Linked DNA regions of Homo sapiens: region 2 is linked to region 1. Evidence: read pairs that join two places in POLR2A ChIA-PET (ENCODE). Cell type or tissue: A673. All regions are shown on one strand.

The links. Peaks named below come from ENCODE experiments on the same cell type or tissue, not always from the same donor. Only the 100,000 strongest peaks of a DNase experiment are listed, where the experiment ranks them.
Region 2: POLR2A ChIA-PET joins it to region 1 with 11 read pairs; 2 of 35 experiments call an interaction of 5 or more read pairs at or near these places.

What each region holds. Positions count from the first base shown.
Region 1 is chr11:77,241,310-77,249,309 of GRCh38, reverse strand. GDPD4 (glycerophosphodiester phosphodiesterase domain containing 4) reads left to right here. Exons shown (of 17, transcript NM_182833.3): 12 at 3,808-4,029; 13 at 5,462-5,616. Among named protein-coding and RNA genes, the nearest start is that of GDPD4, 56 kb to the left of the region's middle. In A673, no CTCF peak of the experiment used is centred here; a DNase peak (open chromatin) is centred at 4,549.
Region 2 is chr11:77,488,666-77,496,665 of GRCh38, reverse strand. It overlaps a transcript of PAK1 not described here. Among named protein-coding and RNA genes, the nearest start is that of PAK1, 19 kb to the right of the region's middle. In A673, no CTCF peak of the experiment used is centred here; no DNase peak of the experiment used is centred here.

The DNA of each region.
Region 1 (8,000 bases):
TTCTTTTTGCAAAGTAGCTTGCTAATTTTTTTTTTTTTTTTTTTTGAGATGGAGTCTCGGTCTGTTGCCAGGCTGGAGTGCAGTGGCGTGATCTCGGCTCACTGCAACCTCTGCTTCCCGGCTTCAAGCGATTCTCCTGCCTCAGCCTCTCGAGTAGCTGGGACTACAGGCACACACCACCACGCCCAGCTAATTTTTTGTATTTTTAGTAGAGACAGGGTTTCACCATGTTGGCCAGGATGGTCTCGATCTCTTGACCTTGTGATCTGCCAGCCTTGGCCTCCCAAAGTGCTGGGATTACAGCTGTGAACCACCTTGCCCAGCCTCTAATATTTAAATTTATAGGGGAGAGGTCATGAGTTCGAGACCAGCCTAGCTAACATGGTGACACCGTCTCTACTAAAAAAAAAAAAAAAAAAAATTAGCCGGGCATGTTGGTGGGTGCCTGTAATCCCAGCTACTCGGGAGGCTGAGGCAGGAGAATTGCTTGAACCTGGGAGGTGGAGGTTGTAGTGAGCTGAGACTGTGCCATTGTACTCCAGCCTGGGCAACAAGAACAAAACTCAAGAAAAATAAAAATTAAAAATAAATAAATAAATGTACAGGGAAAGTGCCATAGAGAAGAAAGAGATGTTCTTCTGACAATGGTCTCAAAGTAATAGTTTTATATTGGGACATGGAAAAAGACAGGATTGTTAGATACTCCCACTACTTAAGTGGTTGTAGTACTCTGGTGATCTGATTTTTTTATAGTAATGCAATTAATGGTAGATGTGGTGGTGCCCATATCAACAAGAAAATTGTATTGTTGGCCGGGCATGGTGGCTCACGCCTGCAATCCCAGCACTTGGGAGGCCGAGACAGGTGGATCACAAGGTCAGGAGTTCGAGATCAGCCTGGCCAACGTGGTGAAACCCTGTCTCTAGTAAAAATACAACAATGAGCTGGGCGTCATCGTGCATGCCTGTAATCCCAGCTACTTGGGAGGCTGAGACAGGAGAATCACTTGAACCTGGGAGGCGGAGGTTGAAGTGAGCTGAGATTGCACCACTGCACTCCAGCCTGGGCGACAGAACAGGACTCCGTCTCAAAAAAAAAAAAAAAGAAAAGAAAATTGTATTGTTGTTCACATGTAGTTACAGTTAGTTCTTATCAGAATCGTCTATTCAGTGGAATGTTTCCTTGATGTGGCATCATTGGACAGGTTTAATTGTCCTTCTATTTCTTTCTTTCTTTTCTTTTTTTTTTTTTTTTTTTTGAGACGGAGTTTCACTCTTGTTGTCCAGGCTGGAGTACAATGGTGCGATCTTGGCTCACCGCAACCTCTGCCTCCCGGTTCAAGCGATTCTCCTGCCTCAGCCTCCCAAGTAGCTGGGATTACAGGCATGTGCCACCACAGCCGGCTAAATTTTGTATTTTTAGTAGAGACAGGGTTTCTCCATGTTGGTCAGGCTGGTCTCGAACTCCTGACCTCAGGTGATTCGCCCGTCTCGGCCTTCCAAAGTGCTGGGATTACAGGCGTGAGCCACCATGCCCGGACTTGTCTTTCTATTTCTTAACCAATATTATACATTGGTTCTTCCAATAACCTTTCTTTTTGTAATATGTCTACACAGAGGCACAGAGAACAGAGGACCTTTTAATCTTATTTTTATTTGAGGAACCAGATGTTTCATCTGGAGGACCAGAAATTTATTTTCATTTCTAGCTTGTTACTTCCTGTGGCTTTTTGAAAACATTCAATCACATGTTGAATATAGTCTAAACAGGCATTTATCCATTCCAGTTTATTTTTCTGATTAAGTCTAAAGAGGCACAATGTACTTCAGCTGTTAGGCCTACCCCCATAATACTATTTAAAGTTTACTGGAGTCTAGTTTTAAACTCTTATATTGATTAAATATTTACCATCTTTGCTATTTTGAATTTTTGGTCTTGTGTTGGTCTTTCCCATAAATTCTTTTAACAATTTTTCTCACAAGAAGGTTTAATAGTTAAGTGAACCAGTTGGTTTAGGTCTGGTAGTAGCTAACAAAATCTTGAATTCTGAAGCATATTTCTATTGTCCTGAGAATTAAGAAAACCATTAGTTGTAGCTTTCAATCAGATCTAAACCATGGTTTAGATCTGCCTTCTGGCCTAGCAATGATCTGCCTTCTGGCCTAGCAATTTTCCGGAGATACTGTGCAATGTGATTGTTTCTTTCCTGAGAAAAATGTTTAAAAAGGCAGCTTATTTAGGTCAAAGGAAGAAGAAGAAGAAATAGGAGAGGTATGAAAGAGAATGAAGATAAAGTTGTGTAGAGAAAAAGAGAGATTACTTGAGTCTTAAGAAAATGTGACTTCTTCCTTCTGCTACTTCCTTCTCCTGGGAGGTAGCCTTTTATCACTGCCTTCACTCAAATGATCTAAAAAATGGCAAGTGATTATCAAAGTTGCCATCTATTAAATTTAATGTAGCAAACATATGTGTGTTCTCCCATGTGTTAGGTGAAATGCTGTGCGTTTCAAAGAATGTATGACAGTTCCCACCAAGAGGGAGTTACACTCCAGTAGAGTCAGCAGAGAGTGAAGGAACTAATGTGAATTGTATACTTTTCTATCTATGTACCAGACATACTCCCAGACCCTGTAAATATTTTTATCATATTTAATCTTCAAAATAATCCTAAGAAATATATAGGTTATTCTTCCTCTCCTCTATTTTATAATTTGGGCAATGATGACTTGGAGAATTTAAATGGTTTTATTACCAAGGTTGCATAGCAAGAAGCATAGTGAGCCAGGATTGAACTTTAATGTACTAAGACATGTCCAAATTCTAATTCTGAAAATTTGTCTCTAATTGTATATTTATAAATATAGTCGTTAATAATTTTAGTTTCTTCTCATGCTTAGCTATTTTTACATACATTAGCTATATATGAATGAGACATACAGAGGCATAAAAATGGGCCATTGGGCTTCAAAGCCATTGAAGTCTCTTTATTTATTGATTTTTTTAGAGATAGGGCCTCACTCTATTGCCCAGGGCCTCACTCTATTGCCCAGGCTGTAGTGCAATGGCACAATCATAGCTCACTTGCAGCCTCAAACTCCTGGGCTCAAGTAATCCTTCTGCCTTAGCCTCCTTAGTAGTTAGGACTACAGGCATGTATCTCCACACCCAGCTATTTTAAAATTTTTTTGTAGAGACAAGGGTCTCACTATGTTGCCCAGGCTGGCCTCGAACTCCTGGCCTCAAGTGATACTTTTGCCTCAGCCTGCTGGGATTAAAGGCATGATCACAGCACCAGCCTTGAAGTCTCTTTAGTTCAGGAAGATTAAAGGAAAGCTTCATGAGGGAAATAGCATTTGAAGGGTAGGATTTTAACAAGTGGATATGGCAAGGAAGTCAAGGGAGGGGTAGAGCTGGTATTAAATTCAGTTGAAGCCAAAGCATGTGTTCTTCCTATTACACAAAACTAGAATAGCGGGAGCCCATGTAGGAAGCCAGCGTGACTGAAAAGGGATGTATTATCTTGACTTATGGGAGAGAAGGCTGGAAAGGAAGGTCAGGATAAGAACATGACCTTCAGTGCAAATACAACAGGTTGTAGGATATAGAAGAGACCATTCCAAACACTGTAATTATTGATGATGATTACATTTTATTTCTCTCCTTGTCACCTGTTTTCTAGGATTAGTACTTCAGAGGGCCTGATGGATTGAATGATAATGGAGCAACTGAGGTAGAGCTGGATGTGTGGCTACATAGTAGGAGAACTGGAAAGTGCTTTTATGTATTTTTTGATGTATTTGTTTCTAGCTCAGGCCATTTTACAATATGAAACCTCTATCAGAGGCAGATAAAGAAAGAGCAAGAAATCAGTCAATTCCAACACTAGCTGATTTATTGACACTTGCAGAGAAGGAAAGAAAATTTGTGATATTTGATCTTCATCGCCCTCCACCAAAACATCCTCTCAGACACACATTTGTCCGCCAAGTAGTAAGCGTGATCCTTGCCTCTAAAATCGAGCAACATCTGGTAAGTCTATCTCAGTATTTATGACATAGGTTGGGAGGTGGGTAGCATGTCCTAGGAGCACAGTAGTTGAACTTGACCTACCTTGTACATCTACCCTGGGATCCTTAAGTAATTTTACTTCCTATGGAAATGAAGATTGTTACTTATACAGCTACATGTGGTAATCTAGGAATGACCCAGTTAAATTTATCTCAGTGGGGAAAATCATTGAGGCTGTTTGCTATTCCAAACCAAATGAAATGTCAGCACCCTGTTAAAGAGGAATATGTGTAATAACTATCTAATGTGACCTGCACCACACCAACATAGATCCATTAGAAAGAGCCTGGGTAACATTAAGGCTTTGAAGACTTGGCATGATGAATGATATAGAAAGGAGAGCTGGTTCTTATTTGAGCAGAGATTTGCTCGTAATGTTTTTCAGAAGCAACTCTGCATTTGGGCAGTCAGTTGTTCCAAATCCCATAAATTCTCAGAATATGGGAGTGCTGTGAGTGAAACAATTATAAGTCTTTTTACAAATGGAAGTATTTCATAGATGAGTCATAATAGCATCTCTGTTGGCAGGAAATGACTCCTCTCAAAGATGATTTTTTTTAAATAAAATAGAAGCAGGGCCTCCCTATGTTGCCCAGGCCTGTCTCAAACTCTTGGGCTCAAGGGATCCTCTTGCCTCGGCCTTCCAAAGTGCTAAGAATACAGGCATGAGCCACCACACCCAGCCTCAAAGATGATTTTTAACATCATTAACCAGAAAGATGTTTTTGATTCTCACTATTCACCCATATCTATCAACTAATCTACTTTGCTTGTATGAGTCTTTGTGTACACAGTAGGCCCTTGACACTTGATGTTAACTGGTAAATGGAGAGGTCATGAGAAAACTCAGCTCCAGAGTAGCCCTAGTGAAAGCCCCATTATAAGAGTTCATTAGAAGATACTAGCCCAGGGCTGGGCGCGGTGGCTCACGCCTGTAATCCCAGCACTTGGGAGGCCGAGGCGGGCGGATCATGAGGTCAGGAGATCGAGACCATCCTGGCTAATACGGTGGAACACCATCTCTACTAAAAATACAAAATACAATAAAAATACAAAAAATTAGCCGGGTGTGGTAGCGGGCGCCTGTAGTCCCAGCTACTTGGGAGGCTGAGGCAGGAGAATGGTATGAACCCGGGTGGCGGAGCTTACAGTGAGCCAAGATTGTGCCACTGCACTCCAGCCTGGGCGACAGAGCGAGACTCCATCTCAAAAACAAAACAAAACAAAGAAAATACTAGCCCATGTTGACTCTTTCACCAAGGACTAGACTCTCTCTCTCTACTCTCTGTAGAATACTACCTGTGCTGGAATGGAGCTCCCTCCATTCTCTATGGGGCTGTTCGTACCTGGATAGCTGATTATCTACTGAGGGACTTCTTGTTTCTCCTTAGAGATTTTTTGGTTGCCAGCTCATGATAGGCAATACGTCAGGTCCGTGGCTCCTGGTTTTCAGCATGTGGGCCGTTTAGTATCCATTGAAACCCTTGCTAAAAACAATATCAGTATAATAAATGTTGACTACAAGAAGTTGTTCCCTAATGGGTTAAGGTAAGTGTTTGACCACACCTCTCTTGGCACATATTGCCTTACTTACACAAAATACACATTCTAATTAAACTTCTTAACTTCCCCTTTCCATCTCGGAATTTCTGTGTGTGGTTATCTCCTTTGAATCTCCTTTCTTTTTCCTACCCCTTCCTCCCTCCCTCCCTCCCTCCCTCCCTGTGCCAACAAACATTTATCAAGTGTTGACTGTGTCCCTGGAACATAGACTTTAGCCTCTGCTGTGTACTCTAATCTTTCACCATTCAGTACACTTTTTTGTATGCTTGGCATTTCTGTTCTTATATAAAAGGTGGACGTTGAAAAGTCAGAACTCAAAACGTTTATTTCCTCCTACCATTACCAGATGGATGGCAGTACCTTGTAAATGGCTTTGTGATCCAGATAGCCATATTTCTGGAACGGATAATTAAGAATATAACAAAACTATTATTTAAAAAATGTAAAAATAGCTGAGCATGAGAAGAAACTAAAATTATTAACCACTGTATTTATAAATATACAATTAGAGACAAATTTTCAGAATTAAAAGCACCTGGGAATAAAATAACTTTTCCAAACTTAACTATTATTAAACATGCTTAATTTAATCCATATCCCCTTTGTCTTAGATTTAAGGTTAATTTTTTATATGATTCTAAATGCTTTAGAGACAAAGTCTTCCTTGGGGAGGGACAGAGGGAGGGAGATAACAGGTTAGAGATACATAATATATAGATATCTATTATCTACCTATCTATAATAGATTATAGATAATAGATATCCAAAGTCTCCTTTGGGTTTAGTAAAAGGCTGTTGCATGCATCTGTTTCTGTTCCTGCTTTTTCTGCCTTTCTGGCTATGGATTGATCATATAATAGTGTCTTTTTTTCTTTTAGCGTTGGAAAATTATATATGTTTTACTCTCTAATTCCCATTCAGAAGATTTTTCTTTACTCAACTACTCTTCTATTTTGAGCATATTTCTATTTTCTTCTACTTTTTTTTTCAAATAGAAAATGGCTCTAGAATGATTTCCTTCTCTCTTAATCCTGAGATTGATCTAGTAGTTGAAAAATAATTATGACTTCCATTTATTGAGCTATTATTATGTGTCAAGTTATATGTTTGCTAGACCTGGCCTAGCCATCAGCTACTTTGGTCTCTTTGGAAAAGTTTCTAATTGTCAGTTTTCTCCTTTGTAAATTAGAATAACAGTGGTACCTGCTGGAGTGGTTAAAAGGTTTAATGAGATTATTCTTGCTGTTTTAACTGAGAATGCTTTAAATGCATTGTTTTAATCAAAAGTATATGAGTATAGAATTGCCCTCTGTTTTATTTGTGATACTACAAAGTTTTTTAATGTTTTAAAGACATTTTAAAAATTTATATTATTTTTAATCGACATCATAACTGTATATATTTATAGGGTACAATGTGATGTTTTAATATATTTACACAATATGGAATGATTAAATCAAGCTAATTAACATATATCATATCTTTTTCATGTTAAGATATTTGAATTTACTCTCAGCTATTTTGAAATATACATTATTATTGACTGTAGTTACCCTGCTGTGCAATAGATCTCAAAACATTTCCCTCTATCTAACTGAAACTTTATACCTTTTGACCCAACATTTCCTCTCTCCCTCAACCCTTTGGTAACCAACATTCTACTTTTCAGTAACCAACATTAGCCTTTGGTAACCAACATTCTACTCTCTTTTTCTATAAGTTAGACTTATTTATTTATTTTTTTTTTGAGACAGAGTCTCGCTCTGTCACCAGGCTGGAGTGCAAAGGCCCAATCTTGGCTCGCTGCAACCTCCGCCTCTTGGATTCAAGCAGTTCTCCTGCCTCAGGCTGAGACTACAGGTGCACGCCACCATGCCCAGCTAATTTTCTGTATTTTTAGTAGAGATGGGGTTTCACCATGTTGGCCAGGATGGTCTCGATCTCTTGACCTCGTGATCCACCCGCCTCGGCATCCCAAAGTGTTGGGATTACAGGTGTGAGCCACTGTGCCAGGCCTTTTTTTTTTTTTTTTTTTTTTTTAAAGACAGGGTCTTGTTTTGTCACCCAGGCTGAAAGGCAGTGGCGTGATCTTGGCTCACTGCAGCCTCTACTTCCTGGGCTCAAGCTGTCCTCTTACCTCAGCTTCTCAAGTAGCTGGGACTACAGGCACATGCCAACACACTTGGCTAATTTTTAAATTCTGCATAGAGACGTGGTCTTGCTCAAGCAGTTTCCTCACCTCCACCTCCCAAAGTGCTGGAATTATAGGTGTGAGCCACCGTACCCCACTGTAAGTTTGACTTTTTTAGAGTCCACACGTAAGGGAGACCATGTGGTATTTGTCTTTCTTTGCGTGGCTTATTTCACTT
Region 2 (8,000 bases), 250 kb before region 1:
CCACTGAGCTCAGCCTGAGTTTTTATTTTTATTTCTTTTTCTTTTCTTTCTTTTTTCAGGTTCTTGCTCTGTTATCCAGGCTGGAGAGCAGTGGCTCACTGCAACCTCTACCTCCCAGGCTCAAACAATCCTCCCACCTCAGCCTCTTGGGTAGCTGGGACTACAAGCGTGCACCACCACGCTGGCAAATTTTTTTGTATTTTTTGTAGAGCCAGGGTTTCACTGTGTTGACCAGGCTGGTCTTGAACTCCTGGGCTCAAGTGATCTGCTTACCTCGCCTCCCAAAGTGATGGGATTATAAGATCGAGCCACCTTGCCCAGCCTATTTTTATTTCTAGTTAAAAAATACAGGCCAGGTGTGGTGGCTCATGCCTGTAATCCAGCACTTTGGGAGGCTGAGGCGGGTGGATCATGAAGTCAAGAGATCGAGACCATCCTGGCCAACAGAGTGAAACCCCGTCTCTACTAAAAATACAAAAATTAGCCAGGCATGGTGGTGGGCGCCTGTAGTCCCAGCTACTCGGGAGGCTGAGGCAGAAGAATTACTTGAACCTGGGAAGCGGAGGTTGCAGTGAGCCGAGATGGTGCCACTGCACTCCAGCCTGGCGACAGAGTGAGACTCCTTCTCAAAAAAAAAAAAAAAAAAGTGTACAGTTCAGTGGTATTAAGTACATGCACATTGTTGTGCAACTACCACTACCATCCATCTTCAGAATACTTTCCACCTTGCAAAATGTAACTCTATGCTCATTAAACAATAACCTCCTTTCTCTCCCCTGCAGCCCATCCCCTGGCAACCACCGTTGTACTTTCTGTCTCTATGAATTTGACTGCTCTAGGTATCTCATATAAGTAGAATCATAGAGTTTGTATTTCTTGACTGTCTTATTTCACTTAGCATAATATTGCCAAGGTTCATTCATGTTGTAGCATGTGCAAGAAGTTCTTTCCTTTTCAAGGCTGAATAATATTCCATTGTATGTATATACCACATTTTGCTTATTCATCCATCCTTTCATGGATACTTGGGTTGTTTCCACCTTTTGGCAATTGTGAATAATGCTGCTATAAACATAGGTATACAAATACCTCTTTGAGACCCTGGTTTCAATTCTTTTGGGTATATATCCAGAAGTGGACTGGCTGGATAATATGGTAATCCTATTTTTATTTTACTTTACTTTATTTTTTTGAGATGGAATCTTGTTTTGTTGCCCAGGCTGGAGTGCAGTTGTGCGATCTTGGCTCACTACAACCTCTACCTCCCAGGTTCAAGTGAGTCTCCTGCCTCAGCCTCTTGAGTAGCTGGGATTACAGTCATGCACCACCGCGCCTGGCTAATTTTTGTATTTTTAGTGGAGATGGGGTTTCACCATGTTGGCCAGGCTGGTCTCGAACTCCTGACTTCAAATGATTTGCCCGTTTTGGTCTCCCAAAGTGCTGGGATTACAGGTGTGAGCCACTGCACCTGGCCTCTAATTTAAAAAAAAATTTTTTTTTTTTTGAGACAGAGTCTCACTCTGTCACCCAGGCTGGAGTGCAATGGCGTGGTCTTGGATCTCTGCAAACTCCACCTCCCAGGTTCAAGTGATTCTCCTGCCTCAGCCTCCCAAGTAGCTGGGACTACAGGCGCATGTCACCACAACCGGCTAATTTTTGTATTTATAGTAGAGACAAGGTTTCACTGTGTTGGCCAGGTTGGTCTCGAACCCCTGACCTTGTGATCCTCCCATATTGGCCTCCCAAAATGCTGGGATTACAGATGTGAGCCACCGCGCCCAGCCTAATTTTTAATTTTTTAATTTTGTATATAGATGGGGGTCTCACTATATTGATTAGGCTGGTCTCAAACTCCTGGGCTCAAGAGATCCTCCTGCATCAGCTTCCCAAAGTGCTAGAATTACAGGTGTGAGTCATCATGCCTGGCCCTATTTTTAAATCTGTAAAGAAAACATTTTCTATAGTTTTCCATGGTGTCTGTATCATTTTCCATTCCCACCAACAGTGGACAAGGATTCCAGTTTCTCCACATCTTCACTAATGCTTGTTCTTTTCTGCCTTTTTTTTTTTTTTTTAATAGTAGCTATCCTAACAGGTGTGCTGACATCTTTGTATGTTCCTTTTAGAAACAAAAAATGGGCCAGGTGCAGTGGCATGTACCTGTAGTCCCAGCTACTTAGGAGGCTGAGGTGGGAGGATTGCTTGAGCCCAGGAGTTCGATACCAGCCTGGGCAACAAGACTCTTTGTCTAAAGAAAAATGTTTAAATGGGATCATGTTATACAAATTACCTGCAGCTTGTTTTTGTTTTACATTTAGCAGCATATCAAGGACATCTTTTCACACTAGTACATAGAGATCCACACATTTCCCTTTAATGCCTGCATAGTATTCAGTTGTATGGGTGTATCATTTATTTATTTACTTATTCACCTATCAGCAGATATTCAGGTTGTTTCCAGATTTATGAGGTTACAGTGCTGCAGTAAGCATTTTTGAACTTCATGTATTTGTGCTATTTTTTTTCTTTGTAGGATAGACTCCTATAAGTGGTTTTGCTGGGTCATAGGGTATGCATGTTTTTAAAAATATTATTAATTGCTGTCAAAGTACCTTCCGATAAATTTATGTCAGTTTGCACTTCCACCAAAATTGTATGAGAGTGTTCATTTCCTTACAATCTCATCAGCATTGGCATTATCAATCTTTTGAGTGTTTGTTGAGTGAATATTCTTAAACACATCAAACCAAATATGACAGAAATAATGGACTGGCTTACTCAACATCCAGTCAGTTTATACTTTCTACAGTGAATTCTGTGAACTTGTTTTCTACTATACCTAATCGTGAGACATGCTCAAATCATTACCTTTTCTGAGGCTCAGCTTCCTTACTTGTGAAAAGGAGAGAGTAATACCTATTTTATAGGGGTGTTGTGGAGGTTAAATGGAATGATACATTCAAAACGACTGACGCACTCTCGGTTCAGTAAGGTTTGTGGGTGGTGAGTCCTTTTTCTCTTCCTTCTTTTCAGGATAACTCATCCTATAAGACCCAGCTCAAGACTGAGTGCAGGCCAGGCATGGTGGCTGACGTCTGTAATCCCAACAGTTTGGGAGGCAGAGGTAGGTGGACTGCCTGAGGTCTGGAGTTCAAGACCAGCCTGGCCAACATGGCGAAACCGTCTCTACTAAAAAAAAAAAAAAAAAAAAAAAAAAAAATTAGCTGGGCATGGTGGTGCATGCCTGTGATCCCAGCTACTCGGGAGGCTGAGGTACGAGAATCGCTTAAACCTGGGAGGTGGAGGTTGTAGTGAGCCAAGATCACGCCACTGCAGCTGCACTCCAACCTGGGCAACACAGAGAGACCCTGTCTCAAAAAAAAAAAAAAACAACAAAAAAATGACTGAGTGCAATGGCTCACACTTGTAATCCCAGCTACTTGGGAGGCCGAGGTGGGAGGATCATTTGAGGCCAGGAGTTTAAGACCAACCTGGGCAACAGAGCGAGACACCATCTCTACACAATTTTTAAAAAATTAGCCAGGCATGCTGGTATATACCTGTAGTCCCAGCTATTCAGGAGGCTGAGGCAGGAGTGTATTAGTCCATTCTCGCATTGCTATAAAGAAATACCTGAGACTGGGTAATTTATAAAGAAAAGAGGTTTAATGGGCACGCAGTTCTGCAGGCTGTACAGGAAGCATGGTGCTGAAATCTGGTCGGCTTTTTGGGAGGCTTCAGGAAACCTACAATCATGGTGGAAGGTGAAGGGGAAGCAGGAATGTCTTACATGGCCAGAGCAGGATCAAAAGCAGGGGTAGGTGCTATACACTTTTAAACAATCAGATCTTGTGATCAGATCACTATACAGTACCAAGGGAGGATGGTTCTAAGCCATTTATGAGAACTCTGCCCCCAAGATCCAAATACCTCCCACCAGGCCCCTCCTCCAACACTGGGAATTACAATTGAACATGAGATTTGGGCAGAGACACATATTCAAACCATAACAAGGAGGATACCTTAAGCCCAGGAGTTTGAGGTTATAGTGAGCTATGATTGTGCCACCGCAACCTGGGCGACAGAATGAGACCTTGTCTTTAAAAAAAAAAAAAAAAAAAAAAGACCCACCTCAGCTCAAATGCCATCTTTTAATCTCCTAATACCCTGGGCAGAGACATAATTATTGCTCTCTTCTCTGGGTTCCTATTGCATTTAATTAATTCCTTTTATGGGTCATAACATATTGTACTGTGATTTATGCATATGTGTTTGTCTCCTCAACTGGCTTTTGAGTTTTTTTTTTTGTTGTTGTTTTTGTTTTTTTTGTGAGATGGAGTCTCGCTCTTGTTGCCCAGGCTGGTGTGCAGTGGCGTGATCTCAGCTCACTGCAACCTCTGCCTCCCGGGTTCAGGCGATTCTCCTGCCTCAGCCTCCCGAGTAGCTGGGATTACAGGCACCTGCCACCGTGCCCGGCTAGCTTTTGAGCTCTTTGAGAGGAGGGAATGTTCGTGATCCATCTCTGTATCTGCAGAACCCAGTATAAGACTGACACAGGGTAGGGGATGAGTGAAATATGTTGATTGACTGAATTCACCCTAGCACAGTCTCACTGGACTCTTCAGTTTCCCACTCCTTGTTGCAACACTCAACTTTTAATTTCCATGTGCTTTTTACAGCCCTTTGTTGTCAGTGTATGTGTGTCTTTATAGATGAAGTGTGTTTCTTGTAGACAACAGATGATTGGTCTTGTTTTTGATCCATTCAGCCACTCTTATGTCTTTGACTGGAGCGTTTAGTCCATTTACATTCAGTGTTATTATTGATAAGTAAAGACTTACTCCTGTCTTTTTTAAATTTGTTTTCTGGTTGTTTTGTGGTCTTCTCTTTCCTCTTTCCTTCTTTCCTGTCTTTGTTTTAGTGAAGGTGATTTTCTCTGGTGGTATGTTTTAATATCTTGCTTTTTATTTTTTGTGTATCTGTTGTATTTGATTTGAGGTTATCATGAGGCTTGCATATATTTTATAACCCATTTTTTAAACTGATGACAACTTAACACTGATTGCATAAACTAACAAGCAAAGAGAAAACTAATAAAAACTCTACACTTTATTTTTTTTCTTTTCTATTTTTTTTTGAGGCAGAGTCTCACTCTATCACTCAGGCTGGTGTGCAGTGACACGATCATGGCTCACTGCAGCCTTGACCTCCCAGGCTTAAGCAATCCTCCTACCTCAGCCTCCCAAATTGCTGGGATTACAGGTGTGTGCCACCATTTCCATCTAACTTCTACACTTTAGCTTCATCCCCCTGCTTTTAACTTTTTGTTGTTTCTATTTATATCTTATCGTACTATGTTGTAGTTATTATTTTTGACAGATTCATCTTTTAGTCTTTCTACATGACTACAGTGTTATAATAGTCTGTGTACTTACTGTTACCATTGAGTTTTGTACCTTCTAATGATTTCTTTTTTTTTTTTTAAACATAGGATATCTTTTTATTTATGTCTCTTTAATTTTTTTTTTCTTTTTTTTTTTATTGATCATTCTTGGGTGTTTCTCACAGAGGGGGATTTGGCAGGGTCATAGGACAATAGTGGAGGGAAGGTCAGCAGATAAACAAGTGAACAAAGGTCTCTGGTTTTCCTAGGCAGAGGACCCTTCGGCCTTCCGCAGTGTTTGTGTCCCTGGGTACTTGAGATTAGGGAGTGGTGATGACTCTCAACAAGCACGCTGCCTTCAAGCATCTGTTTAACAAAGCACATCTTGCACCACCCTTAATCCATTTAACCCTGAGTGGACACAGCACATGTTTCAGAGGGCACAGGGTTGGGGGTAAGGTCACAGATCAACAGGATCCCAAGGCCGAAGAATTTTTCTTAGTACAGAACAAAATGAAAAGTTTCCCATGTCTACTTCTTTCTACACAGACACGGCAACCATCCGATTTCTCAATCTTTTCCCCACCTTTCCCCACTTTCTATTCCACAAAACCGCCATTGTCATCCTGGCCCGTTCTCAATGAGCTGTTGGGCACACCTCCCAGACGGGGTGGCGGCCGGGCAGAGGGGCTCCTCACTTCCCAGTAGGGGCGGCCGGGCAGAGACGCCCCTCACCTCCCAGACGGGGCGGCTGGCCGGGCGTGGGGCTGACCCCCCACCTCCCTCCCGGACGGGGCGGCTGGCCGGGCGGGGGGCTGACCCCCCCACCTCCCTCCCAGACGGGGCGGCTGGCCGGGCAGAGGGGCTCCTCACTTCCCAGTAGGGGCGGCCAGGCAGAGGCACCCCTCACCTCCCGGACGGGGCGGCTGGCCGGGTGGGGGGCTGACCCCCCCACCTCCCTCCCGGACGGGGCGGCTGGCCGGGTGGGGGGGCTGACCCCCACCTCCCTCTGAGACGGGGCGGCTGGCCGGGCGGAGACGCTCCTCACTTCCCAGACAGTGTGGTTGCTGGGCGGAGGGGCTCCTCATTTCTCAGATGGGGCGGTTGCCAGGCGGAGGGTCTCCTCACTTCTCAGACGGGGCGGCCAGGCAGAGATGCTCCTCACTTCCTAGATGGGGTCGCGGCCGGGCAGAGGCGCTCCCCACATCTCAGACGATGGGCGGCCGGGCAGAGACGCTCCTCACTTCCTAGATGGGATGGCGGCCGGGAAGAGGCGTTCCTCACTTCCTAGATGGGATGGCGGCCGGGCAGAGACGCTCCTCACTTTCCAGAGTGGGCAGCTGGGCAGAGGGGCTCCTCACATCCCAGACGATAGGCGGCCAGGCAGAGACGCTTCTCACTTCCCAGACGGGGTGGTGGCCGGGCAGAGGCTGCAATCTCGGCACTTTGGGAGGCCAAGGCAGGCTGCTGGGAGGTGGAGGTTGTAGCGAGCCGAGATCACGCCACTGCACTCCAGCCTGGGCACCATTGAGCACTGAGTGAACGAGACTTCGTCTGCAATCCCGGCACCTCGGGAGGCCGAGGCTGGCGGATCACTCGCGGTTAGGAGCTGGAGACCAGCCCGGCCAACACAGTGAAACCCCGTCTCCACCAAAAAAATACGAAAACCAGTCAGGCGTGGCGGCGCGCGCCTGCAATCGCAGGCACTCCGCAGGCCGAGGCAGGAGAATCAGGCAGGGAGGTTGCAGTGAGCCGAGATGGCAGCAGTACAGTCCAGCTTCGGCTTGGCATCAGAGGGAGACCGTGGAAAGAGAGGGAGAGGGAGACCGTGGGGAGAGGGGAGAGGGGAGAGGGGAGAGAGAGAGGAGAGAGGAGAGAGGAGAGAGGAGAGAGGAGGGAGGGGAGATAGGAGAGAGCTTCTAATGATTTCTTATAGCCCATTAACATCCTTTTCTTTCAAATTGAAGAACTATCTTTAGCATTTCTTACAAGACAAGTCTGGTGTTGATGAAATCCCTCAGCTTTTGTTTGTCTGGCTATTTTGAATAAGGCTGCTTCATTATTTGAAGGATATTTTCACTGCATATACTATTCTAGGATAAATAGAATAGTATAGTCCTTCAGCACTATAAATTTGTCATGCCACTCTCTCCTGGCTTGTAAGATTTCCACTGAAAAGCCTGCTGTCAGGTATATTAGAGCTCCACTGTATGTTATTTGTTTCTTTCCCCTTGCTGCTTTTCGGGTCCTTTCTTTATCCTTGACCTTTGGGAGTTGGTTATTAAATGTCTCAAGGTAGTTTTATTTGGGCTAAATCTACCTGGTGTTCTATAACCTTCTTGTACTTGAATATTGATATCTTTTTCTAGGTTTGGAAAGTTCTCTATTATTTTCCCTTTGAATGAACTTTTTACCCAGATCTCTCTCTCGACCTCCTTTTTATGGCCAATAAGTCTTAGGTTTGACCTTTTGAGGCTCTTTTCTAGATTTTTTAATCATACTTCCTTTTTTAAAAAATTCTTTTTTCTTTTGTCTCCTTTGACTATTTTCAAATAGCCTGTCTTCAAGCTCATGAATTCTTTCTTCTGCTTGATCAATTCTGTGTTAAGAGACTCCC